Linked DNA regions of Homo sapiens: region 2 is linked to region 1. Evidence: chromatin contacts called from ENCODE Hi-C or POLR2A ChIA-PET data. All regions are on one chromosome and are shown on one strand. Each heading gives the region's core, a stretch centred on a gene start or an enhancer-like site at or near the end of the contact. The rest is flanking DNA. Distances are from core to core; before and after follow the strand shown.

Region 1 (5,092 bases), core at 1,461-3,960:
GGTTGACCTTCATATTGAAGGCAGTGGGGTTTATCCTATAGTTCCTGACTATCCCTACTTATCTTTTAAACCCTCCAGTTATTGCAGCATTTACATCTTTCTTCATTTACCATTATTGAATTTCTATTGAGCACACAGGCAGCATTCAAGGAGATACCAGGATCATCCAGACAAAATATGTGCCTTCAAGGAGCTGAAAGCTACCATATAATCAAAGTATGAAGTTCTCTCTTTTTTTTTTTTTTTTTTTTTTGACAGAATCTCTCTCTGTCACCCAGGCTGGAGTGCAGTGGTGCGATCTTGGCTCACTACAAGCTCCGATTCCCGGGTTCACGCCATTCTCCTGCCTCAGTCTCTCCAGTAGCTGGGACTACAGGTGCACGCCACCACACCCGGCTAATTTTTTGTATTTTTAGTAGAGACGGGGTTTCACTGTGTTAGCCAGTATGGTCTCGATCTCCTGACCTGGTGATCCGCCTGCCTCAGCCTCCCAAAGTGCTTGGATTACAGGCGTGAGCCACCGTGCCCAGCGAAGTATGAAGTTCTTAATCATCCATAGCATGAAATGTTTCTTACATGTATCTTAATTATGAGATGAACGATTTTCAAAATCCTGAGCCCATGACATTTAGTTCCTATCTGTATGACGAGCACTTGGTAGTCTGCCTTGTTTTGTGGTTATATCAAGAAACTCTAACTTAATCACAGATTTCTCCATGGTGCAGTTGTAGATGCTTTGCATCTGAGGACTAAGCTCTGATTTTTTTTATCATGCCCAAATTCCTATCTAAGGGGTCTGGGGAGTCATGCCCCACAAATAATAAGTTATCATCAAATGGGTTTTATTTAACTCTATATATCGTGACTTACTTTCCAACTTGACTCTGGCATAACATTATAAGACAAGGAAGAAAATAAAAATATTTTACCCCAAAACATATTTCTTTGCCATATCTTGAAATGGCCATACAAAGCTGTCCTTTGCGGGGAAAAATTCTCATCTGTAAAGAATCCCTATAACATAGCTAGATCTTTTTCTTCCAGGCCCCCCAATCCTAAAGAGATTAAAAGTCTAGCACCTTTCAAACATCTGAATAGGAAACATTTGTCATCTATTGTCTCTAAAGGCAGCCACTACAAGACTTCAAAAGAACCTTGGTCTCCACAATCTTTTATCTTAACTTGAACATTCCCTTTCTGTTGATCCCAGGTCTTCAGACAAACTCAACCAATTATCAACCAGAAAATGTTTAAATTTACCTATAGCCTGGAAGCCCCCTCCCCTCTCGCCTTTGAGTTGTCCCCCGTTTCTGGACCAAACCAATGTATTTCTTAAATGTATTTGATTGATGTCTCATGCCTCTCTAAAATGTATAAAACCAAGTGTGCCTGGACCACCTTGGGCACATGTTCTCAGGACCTCCTGAGGGCTGTGTCAGGGGCCACGGTCACTCACATTTGGTTCAGAATAAATCTCTTCAAATATCTTAGAGTTTGACTTTTTTCGTTGACCCACCAATTGGCCGGATTATTACTCATTATTTACTTGACAAACACATTAGGAGCCCTGTCCCCGGAAGCTCGCTGTCACGAGGGGCCTCTGACATCTCCTTCTTGAGAGAAAGGTCGCCTGGCCTGGGTGAGGTCGTAGTTCCCGCGACCCCGTGCTTGCAAGTACTGGCTGCCTCCTACTATAGTGTAAGCTCCAGGAAGGATCCCGCGGGGGACCTGACAGCTCACGGTCCTGGCCGACAACCGCCCTGGGAGCGGAATGGATGGAGCCCGCAGTCGTCCCGGCGCACTGGGCAAGCTCTGCTCCCACTGTGGCAGGCCAGATCTCCATTAGCAACCAGAGCAGCTCTCACCAACGCCTCACTGTCATTCTGATGCATGTATAAGTTAAACATTGGAGAAACTGGTGCCTTAGGAGAAAGGCTAGAATGTAAAGACAAGTCCATTAGGATCCCGCCTGAGCTTTTTCAACCCCTAGAGTTTAATTAAAATAATGGAGTTGTTCTTGCACACCTTGTACCAGGACCCACTTTAGATTATTTCCAAGGCTCTGAAGCAATTGTCTAGACACCTGACCCTATTACCGTTAAAGATTGGCTTGAGTGAAACACTTTGGCTTTCGACTTGTAAATGCACTGAATGTATTTAAGCACTAGAAAAACTTGTATTAATAATTTTGAGTTGGTCTGGTGAGTTACTCCGACCTTCTCCCTGTAACCTGTTGCAGAAATAAACTCCGTTCTTTCCCAGTCTGTCTGCATCTCGTTACTGAACGGCGAGAACAAGCAGTCGGACCCGGGTGGGTCGGGGAACACAACCTCACCCGCAGCCGAAACCCCTCACCCGCATCCCTTCCCGGCCCGTGAGGCGTCCGCAGGCGGCGGCGCTCGGGACACGGCGTTCGCGGTGCTCGCCTCCGCTGCCCGAGGGGAAAAGGGCAGGAGAAATCTGAGGAGTCCTTGGGCCAGGAGCCAAAGCCCCTCAAGTGCCCGGGCGCGAACCCCAGGCGCCGAGCTCTCACGTCTGTCTCCGCCAGTACGCTAGAGCCGGGGTAGTGGGCCAGCACTCACCGGCCCAGCCAATCCAGGACCCGCTCTGCACTGCCCCACCCGCCGCGCACACGCACGCGTCCTTTTGCGGCCGCTGGCCTCTGATTGGCTGGGACGGCTGTGGGTGGGGAGAAGCCGGGAGGACTGGGTGCGCCTGCAGGGATCGGAAGCCGGTTGGGGTGTGAGAGGTTTTCTCGCTCTAGGTAAGCGAAACAAGCCGGGGGACTGCGAGCCAGGGACTCGGGCCGCGGGGCGGGAAGAAGTGGGGCAGCGCTTGGCCAGGCCGAAAGGACTTTGGGGGTGGGGGCTGGGAGTCCGTGTCTCGAATGAGGGAGGAGAGGTGGAGTTGCCGGGGCTCAGGCCCGGCCTCGAGCATGGGCGGATGAGAGGAGTCGGGAGCCGAGGCCTAGGGTCCTTCGGGTGAGGGGAGACGGAGCCAGCGAGGAGATGGAGCAGAAGCTTGTGGAGTGAGTTGCCGAGCGGGGAAGACTCGCTGATGGGGTGGTAATGAGAGACGGGGGCCAGGAGGGTGTTGACTGGGCCCGACGGCGGGGAGCGAGGAGCGGGAGCTTCCCCGGAGCTTGGAACATTCTGAAGAGCGGGCTAAGCGGCAGGCGAGGCGGGATAGGAGAGCGAGCGCTCCGGTCACGGAGTCACGACAAGGTCACAGGAAGAGAGGCGGCGAGGAAGGTCGGGAGGTTGAGGGGAGGGCGTACTAGCAGAGGACCTTCCAGTCCTGGTCTTGCTTTTCTCCCCGACCTGGTGTTTCCTCCACCCTGGGAAAGTGATAAGGCCTAGGGTCCTGTGTAGTGCTTCTGTGACCGAATTAAATTTTTCTCCTGCCGAGTCGGCGGGTTAGAGATTACAAAGCACAGCGTAAGGGCAGAATTAGGAGCAGCCGACATGATGCAGCAGTGATATTCGCCTTTGTCTTAAATTCCCGGAGTGGGAAGCAGCTATTTCCCTCTTCGGAGTAATCCCCACGACAGGGATCCCTGCTTCCGGAAGTACAAAGGCACTTTGGAGTAAGACAGGTTTGGATGGAAAGTTCTAACAGGTTGAAGCGGTGACAACCTGGTCATGAAGCTCCAGCATGACACACATATTTGGAGTCCTGTATACTAGGAGTTCTCTTTGTGCACCAGAGTCACTTGAAGGGGCTTCTTAAAGATTCCTTGAGCTCTGCCCCAGACCACCTGAATCCGGATCTCCATGCTGGGGCCTTGGCAGCCATTTTAAACAAGCTGATGGGCGACTGATGCAAAATCAGTTTGAAGCCAGCGTTGCTTTAGATAGTAATTCCCGTGACAAAATGACTGTGAAGAAAGATCCTTCATTCAACCTGTTACGTCTCCTGATGCTGGACGGCTCATCTTCCCTTAATGCCTCTTTAGGTTCCCTGTGGAAAGGTCTTCAGTCGTGTCTTACTAAGCGTACAGAATTAATTTGTGCTCTCCAAACTGACTTTAAATATCTGGTTACTGGTGCCTTTTTTAGCGTCTATTCAACTTTCTGACAGAAATCTGGGACAACTACTGTGGGTGGATGAGAAAACGATAATGAAGGAAAGTCTGGCAGTGGTGTAGTGAAAAAAGTCTTTTCAAATCACAATTGAAATTGTTAGATGAGTTAAGTCACTGAAGAAGATTCCGTTTACCTTAGGCATGATTTTTTTATATATATCATTCAAAGAGAACAACGTGGGCTTCTGTTGAGTAATGGATTCTTAAATTTTCTAATCAGAATTCTTATCTGCCAATTTAATCTAATTTACATCAGCAGCGTAAGATTGATGCTTTGGCAATATATCGTCAATCAAAAGAACCCAGGACTCTCTATCAGAAGAGCTGGATTCTAATCCTACCCCACCAGACATGTATTCCTTGTACTGAGCAATTCGTATAACCCTCTCACAACCCTTTCCCCACCTGTAAAATAAGGCTATTGGCTTGGATTATTCATCTGATTTGTTACTCTCAAATTATATGATTAGAACTTATTGTTCCTGATACTTAACCAGTTTTCAATTCAGGTGGCTATAAACCATGAATACTTTGGAAACTTCTACGTGGTAATTAGACAGTTATCAAAATTTTGTATTCAGAGAGTATTTTAGATATGTACTATATGGGAATTATAATATTTTGACTACAGAATAACAAATAACTGATATGTGTTGGATTTTTAAATATTAATCCTTACTAATTTTATTCTGAAATGTACACATAAGGTATTCTGGAATCACAGACAGATTATCATCTGTCGTTTCAAGCAAATAATGACCATTTTGTTCCCCACACCCTGATGCTTACCGCAGGGGCTACTTTCTGAAACCCAGGTCAAATGCCCTATCCATACAAGCTTCAGAGTCTGTATCATAGATGAAGAACGGAGAAATAGGTTTTCTTCTGTTCTTGATTTATATACAGGAAAGAGACAACTAACCCCCTCCCTCCTGAAAGGAGAAAAAAAAAAAAACCTTTTGCTCCATTGACCTGTTGGAGAATTAGAGTCAGCCAGATGTGAGATAA
Region 2 (5,188 bases), core at 2,356-4,855, 170 kb after region 1:
CAAACAGAAGAAAATAAAGAAAAACAAGAAAAGATTGGCACAAGTATGTTCATAGAAGCCTGATTTATAACACCAATAACACTGAGAAGAAAATAAACCAAATCTCCACTAATGGTAGAATGGGTTAAAAAAACATTAAGGTAGAGATATATAACGAAATATTCTGAAGAAAATGAACTACAGCTACATGTTTCAGCAAGGATATATCTCTAGAACACAATGTTGAATGAAGAAGGCAAATGTAGAACATCTATATATATAAAAGTATTTTACTTAATAAAAAGTGCAAACATAACATTGTATAAAGATAGAAACACTTGGGGTAAAGCTATAAAGAAAGACAACAAAATTATAACCAAAGTTTAGAATAATGGTTAACTTTGGGACATAGGCATGCACCTAGGGGTGGCACTGGTACATCAAAGCTCTATTTTTTTTTTTTTTTTGAGGAGTCTTGCTCTGTCGCCCAGGCTGGAGTGCAGTGGCGCGATCTTGGCTCACTGCAACCTCTGCTTCCCAGGTTCAAGCAATTCTCCTGCCTCAGCCTCCTGAGTAGCTGGGATTACAGACACGCACTACCACGCCCGGCTAATTTTTGTATTTTTAGTAGAGACAGGGTTTCACCATGTTGGTTAGGCTGGTGTTGAACTCCTGACCTTGTGATCTGCCCACCTCGGCCTCCCAAAGTACTGGGATTACAGGTGTGAGCCACCACACCCGGCCCAAAGATCTATTTTTTAAGCTAGATGGCAGGTACATGAGTATGTATTATATAGCTTTTTATACTTTTATCATTTTTTATGTCTAATACTTAATAAAACAAGCAAAAATGTAAGCAGTACAATTCTGCCCCTCTGCATTCACTTGGCTCCCCACCCTTCTCCCCTACTTTAGGCCTGTCATTCAGGAACAGAACAATACCTCTGTGTACAGGTGACATTATGTAATATCACCATAGGTTTTATTCAGTATGCACTATGTTTTGGAAGACATGACCTGCTTCCAGTATATCTGCAAGAAAATGAATACGTTATGTTCTAATAAGATTGTAGTCATTTATTCAACCAAAAATAATAAAGCCAGACCCTGTGAGGTGACTGAACGATGAGTAACACACAGTTCCTGACTTCAAGGAGTTCACAGCCTAATGGGGGTGTCAGGCCCAGGCAGGTAACCAAAACAGGGAGGCAGGGCAGCACCCAGGCTTATCCATCTCAGTCTACTACCTGTTAGCTGCATAGCCTAGAACAAGTCCCTTAGCCTTTCTACGCCTTGCTGTCTTCATTACAAACTGAAATACCACCCACTCCAAGGCAGAGGTGGGAAGGTAAATGAGAAGAGTGGCCAGCATCACGAATAGCTCAGAGCTGTCTCTGTGTAAATGGTTAAGGCAGATCATAAGCAGACAGGAAGCTGGAGTCGCTCAATAGGCAACTGCATCTATCAACAGGAACTCAGAGAGAAAAGGCCATGAGGAAGAAGAGAAGCCTAGAACACAGGGACGAAATGGCCTGAGTGGGAGAAAGGAGAGCTAGCAGAGGGCTCCAGAAGTGAGGCTGAAAATACGCCATGGTACTGGCCATCAGAAGTACCTGAAAGTCTTAGTCAGTAAACTAAGAGATGCGGGGAGGGGAAGGCACAGAAGGCAGCAAGCACACAGCCGAGGAGAAAATGGGAGACCGAGTATAGATGGCACGTGGCGGTTCCTTTTTTAGGAAGTCTGGGTAGGCAAGGGAAGAAAGACTGATGAATAACTAGAAAGGAAACAAACGTCAAAGATTCTTATGGTATTTTCAGTTCAAATGATGAATATCAAGCACAATAAAATAAGGGATATGAATAATTAAGAAACAGGTAAAACCATAAAATATTTACAAGAAAAAGAATGCAACACAACTGCTTACTAACTTCCTATTACCATCACAAATATTTTTAGTTTTTAATTCTCATCTCTGTTATCCATTCTATGCTGACAAGTTATGATGCAATTTATAACAATAACAAAAAACCTTTTCATGAAGGTGCAGAGTGACAAAGATGAGAAAAAGGTGTTTTAAATTCTTTTATTGCTTTTCAAACAACAACAAAAATCTAAAGATGATCATTTTTATCCCTATGCCCCATCTAAACTAAGATGCATGTCTTGGGCAGGTAACTTTGTCTCTCTGGCCCTCAACTTCCACATGTGTAAAATGGAAGGTTAGATTAATGATCTGCAAATTCTATATATTCTGTCAATTCAGGATTCCCTTCTAAGGCATCACTTGACTGGCAAGAAGCAGCCTCACACCTTTAAAGATGGAGAATTTACCACCTATCATGGGAACTCATTTCTAGTGACAGAGAGCTTTAAACTGATAGTAATAGTTTTGTAAACCCAGCCCAAATTTCTCCTCCTGAAATTCCCTCTCCCTAAGTTTTCAATCTACTCTCTGAATCACACAAAACAAGACTTCTTATTCCTTTCAGATATTTGGAAATAGTGATTCTGTCCCTAATTCTGATATTCTTCCAAGCTAAACAATAACAGACTCTCCTTGGGAGAAGAAAGGAAAGAGAATATTGCTCACCGATAAGATGATGTGGAACTTCTCGATCGACTTCTTGAGTGACTATAGGAGACAGACCTTGTTCTGTGTCTTGATTTGGTTTCAGATTTACTTCGAGATCTACTTGGACTCCTGGACTGGCTATCATCATCCCGACTAGGCGTCTGCTCATCACTTGAACTCTCCTGATTTCTTGGTCTACGGTTTAAGCGTGCTGTCTTTCTTACTTCATCAAAGAGAGACCCAGGCCGAACTTTATTTTTGCTTTTAATTTCTATTCTCAAGCCTTGTGGTTTCATTTCAGGCACAGTGGTCAACACCTTAACTTCCACAGCACTGGATGTGGCAGCATTAGGTGCTGCCAGGTTCCCCACACCTTGCAGGGGCTTCCATTTCTTATCAATGAGGTTGATCTGGCTCTTCTCAGCCACCTCCTTCTTCCCGGTACTTTCTCCAGCACTAGCCAAGCTAGCAGAGCTGCTGTCCTGTTTCCCCACTTCACCCAACACTTTACTTTCGGACATGCTGCTTTCCTGTTTTACTACCTCTGCTTGAGGATGTTCCGTTGCCATATCCTGCTTCAAAACAATGTTTATATCTGGGGTATCAAGCCGTGCATTTCCTAGAGGGGAAGTCTCCTCTACTTTTGCTGGGGAACTCCTATCAGGAGTGCAGATCTCCATGTTGTCATCTGTTTGAAGCACATCTTCCACTCCATTGGGAACACTTTCTTCAACGTGCTGAATGTTTTGTAAACAGGCCACATTTTCCTCAGTATTTAAAGCTGTGGGAGAAATACTGAGTTTACTATCATCTTTAGTAAACTGATCAAGATCTGATGAAACAGTCACTGTATCATGTTTACCTGAAAGGTCCTCTTCACTGGATTTCTCAGTTTTTAGAATATTATCTTTTATGGTTTCATTGTTTTCAGAAACTTTTTTCTCTTTTGATTCCTGAGTAACTTGCTTGTCATCAATCTCCTCCTCCTCCTCTTCACCAAATTCTAGTGGAGGCTGCCAGTGAAATGCTTGCTTTCGTTTTGGAGCCTTATGCTTTTTGTCTTTTTTCCCTTTCAATTTCTCTTTCACTTTTTTGGTGTGTTCTCTTTTAAGATTTTCCTTTGACCCATGTTTGTGCTTTTGTGGCTTTCCCCTATTGTTTTCCGAATTGGAACAGGACCCCTCAGAGTCAGAAGTTGATGTGCGCTGTTTGCTTGATTTCCAAGCACCATTATCATCAGGCAGTGAAGTATTTGTGGACGACTTGGTTGTGGGTTTGACTTTGATGTGAATTTCACTAACCTCTGATTCAGAATCGGATGTGGCCTCACCTTCTTCCTTGTCAGAGGATGGATGGGAGTCATTTTTACTGTTTTTAGTGACATCTCGTTCTGAATTTGACTCAGAGTCCCATTTACTACCAGCATAATTCTTCCTTTTGGGCTTACTGCCATTTCTAAGGTGATCAGAAAGATTCTCTTTCAAAGTTCTTTTTTTTGAATGAGGGCATTCCCGTTCAGACTTGGATTTTTCTTCACCTCTGTTTTTTTCTTGTTTATTATGTGTTCTTTCCATTTGGCCCTGCTTCTCTTTTTCCTGGGCTGACTGTGTGGCCTGAACACTTGACTGCTCACTGTCTGAAGAATAATCTAAAGATGATCTGCTCTCGCTATACTTTCTCACACATGAAGACCTGTCTCTACCTTTGACATATTTACTGTGAAGTGTCTTTTCAGAGCTGCTGCTATGCTTTTTATGTGAAACGCTATTTTTTTTCCCACTGGATCTAAGTCTCCTCTTAGCTCGCCTTCCATCATCACTGCTAATAGAAGTATATGAAGATGATCTACTACACTGTGAATGATCACTGTATTTATTTCGTGAATGAGATCTAGATGATGGAGACCTAGACCTTGAATGTGAACTAGCTAGACTACGTGATCTTGTATATGATCTGGAATAAGATCTACTCCTAGAAGATCTGCTCCTTGACCTTGGTGAGCTTTCTGAACTTCTATCACTGTATTTTGAATAAGTGCTCTGATCACTTTCCGAATTTTTTTCTCTTTTATGGTAGGATGATGAGCTACCAGTCTCTTTAATATTTGCTAAACTGTAAGTGCTTTGGATGGGTAGCAAATGGGTTGTTTTAGCTTTCATTTCCTGAATTCGCTCATAAGAGGGCTTCCAAGGTTTCTGTCCAGGCTTCCATCTTGAAGGGGGGGGACTGTCACTCAGTGGTATTACAGGAATATTTTCTGCTACAACTGGTTGTACTACTACATTTTCATTTTGTGCCATGGTTGCTCTTAAAGGTTCTGTTTTAACTGGTTTATTTTCACTTAACTGAGAAGCTGTTTTTCTTGGTGATTTTGATGCTCTCTTTCGGTGCCCAGACTTGGAACTAGATCTGGACTTTGATCTACTTCGAGAATGTGATGAGGACTTTGACGCAGTCCTTGATCTTGAGCTTCCTCTAGAATAAGACTGTGAGTGAGATTTTGATCTGTATGAGTCTCTGCTGGAATGGGTTAAAGAGCTCTGGACATCCTTATCAGATTTAGACCAGTCTCTCTTTGATGAGTGATGAGATGACAATGAGGAAGAACGAGAACTCCTTTCTCTATCACAAGAGGA

Evidence for each region. A loop is a pair of places that touch in the nucleus more often than their neighbours do. ChIA-PET counts read pairs that join two places held with the same protein, here RNA polymerase II (POLR2A). Pooled maps may share reads with other maps.
Region 2: a pooled map shows a loop between it and region 1 (12-fold over the local background). The contact joins the enhancer-like site here to the promoter of HIGD1A in region 1. A Hi-C loop is called at or near these places in 10 of 50 pooled maps. POLR2A ChIA-PET finds 5 or more read pairs at or near these places in 3 of 52 experiments (OCI-LY7, T-cell and WTC11).

Annotation. Positions count from the first base shown.
Region 1 is chr3:42,802,108-42,807,199 of GRCh38, reverse strand. HIGD1A (HIG1 hypoxia inducible domain family member 1A) reads left to right here and starts at 2,710. Exons shown (of 4, transcript NM_014056.4): 1 at 2,710-2,764. RefSeq lists an enhancer at 876-1,673 and a silencer at 2,535-2,754.
Region 2 is chr3:42,637,133-42,642,320 of GRCh38, reverse strand. It overlaps NKTR (natural killer cell triggering receptor), which reads right to left. Exons shown (of 17, transcript NM_005385.4): 13 at 2,571-5,188. All of the region lies in intron 1 of ZBTB47-AS1 (ZBTB47 and NKTR antisense RNA 1), which reads left to right. Among named protein-coding and RNA genes, the nearest start is that of ZBTB47, 14 kb to the left of the region's middle. RefSeq lists enhancers at 3,709-3,788, 3,999-4,228. Within about 2 kb of position 3,605, at least 4 of the 41 ENCODE cell types and tissues checked have a DNase peak (open chromatin) inside an H3K27ac peak, as active enhancers do.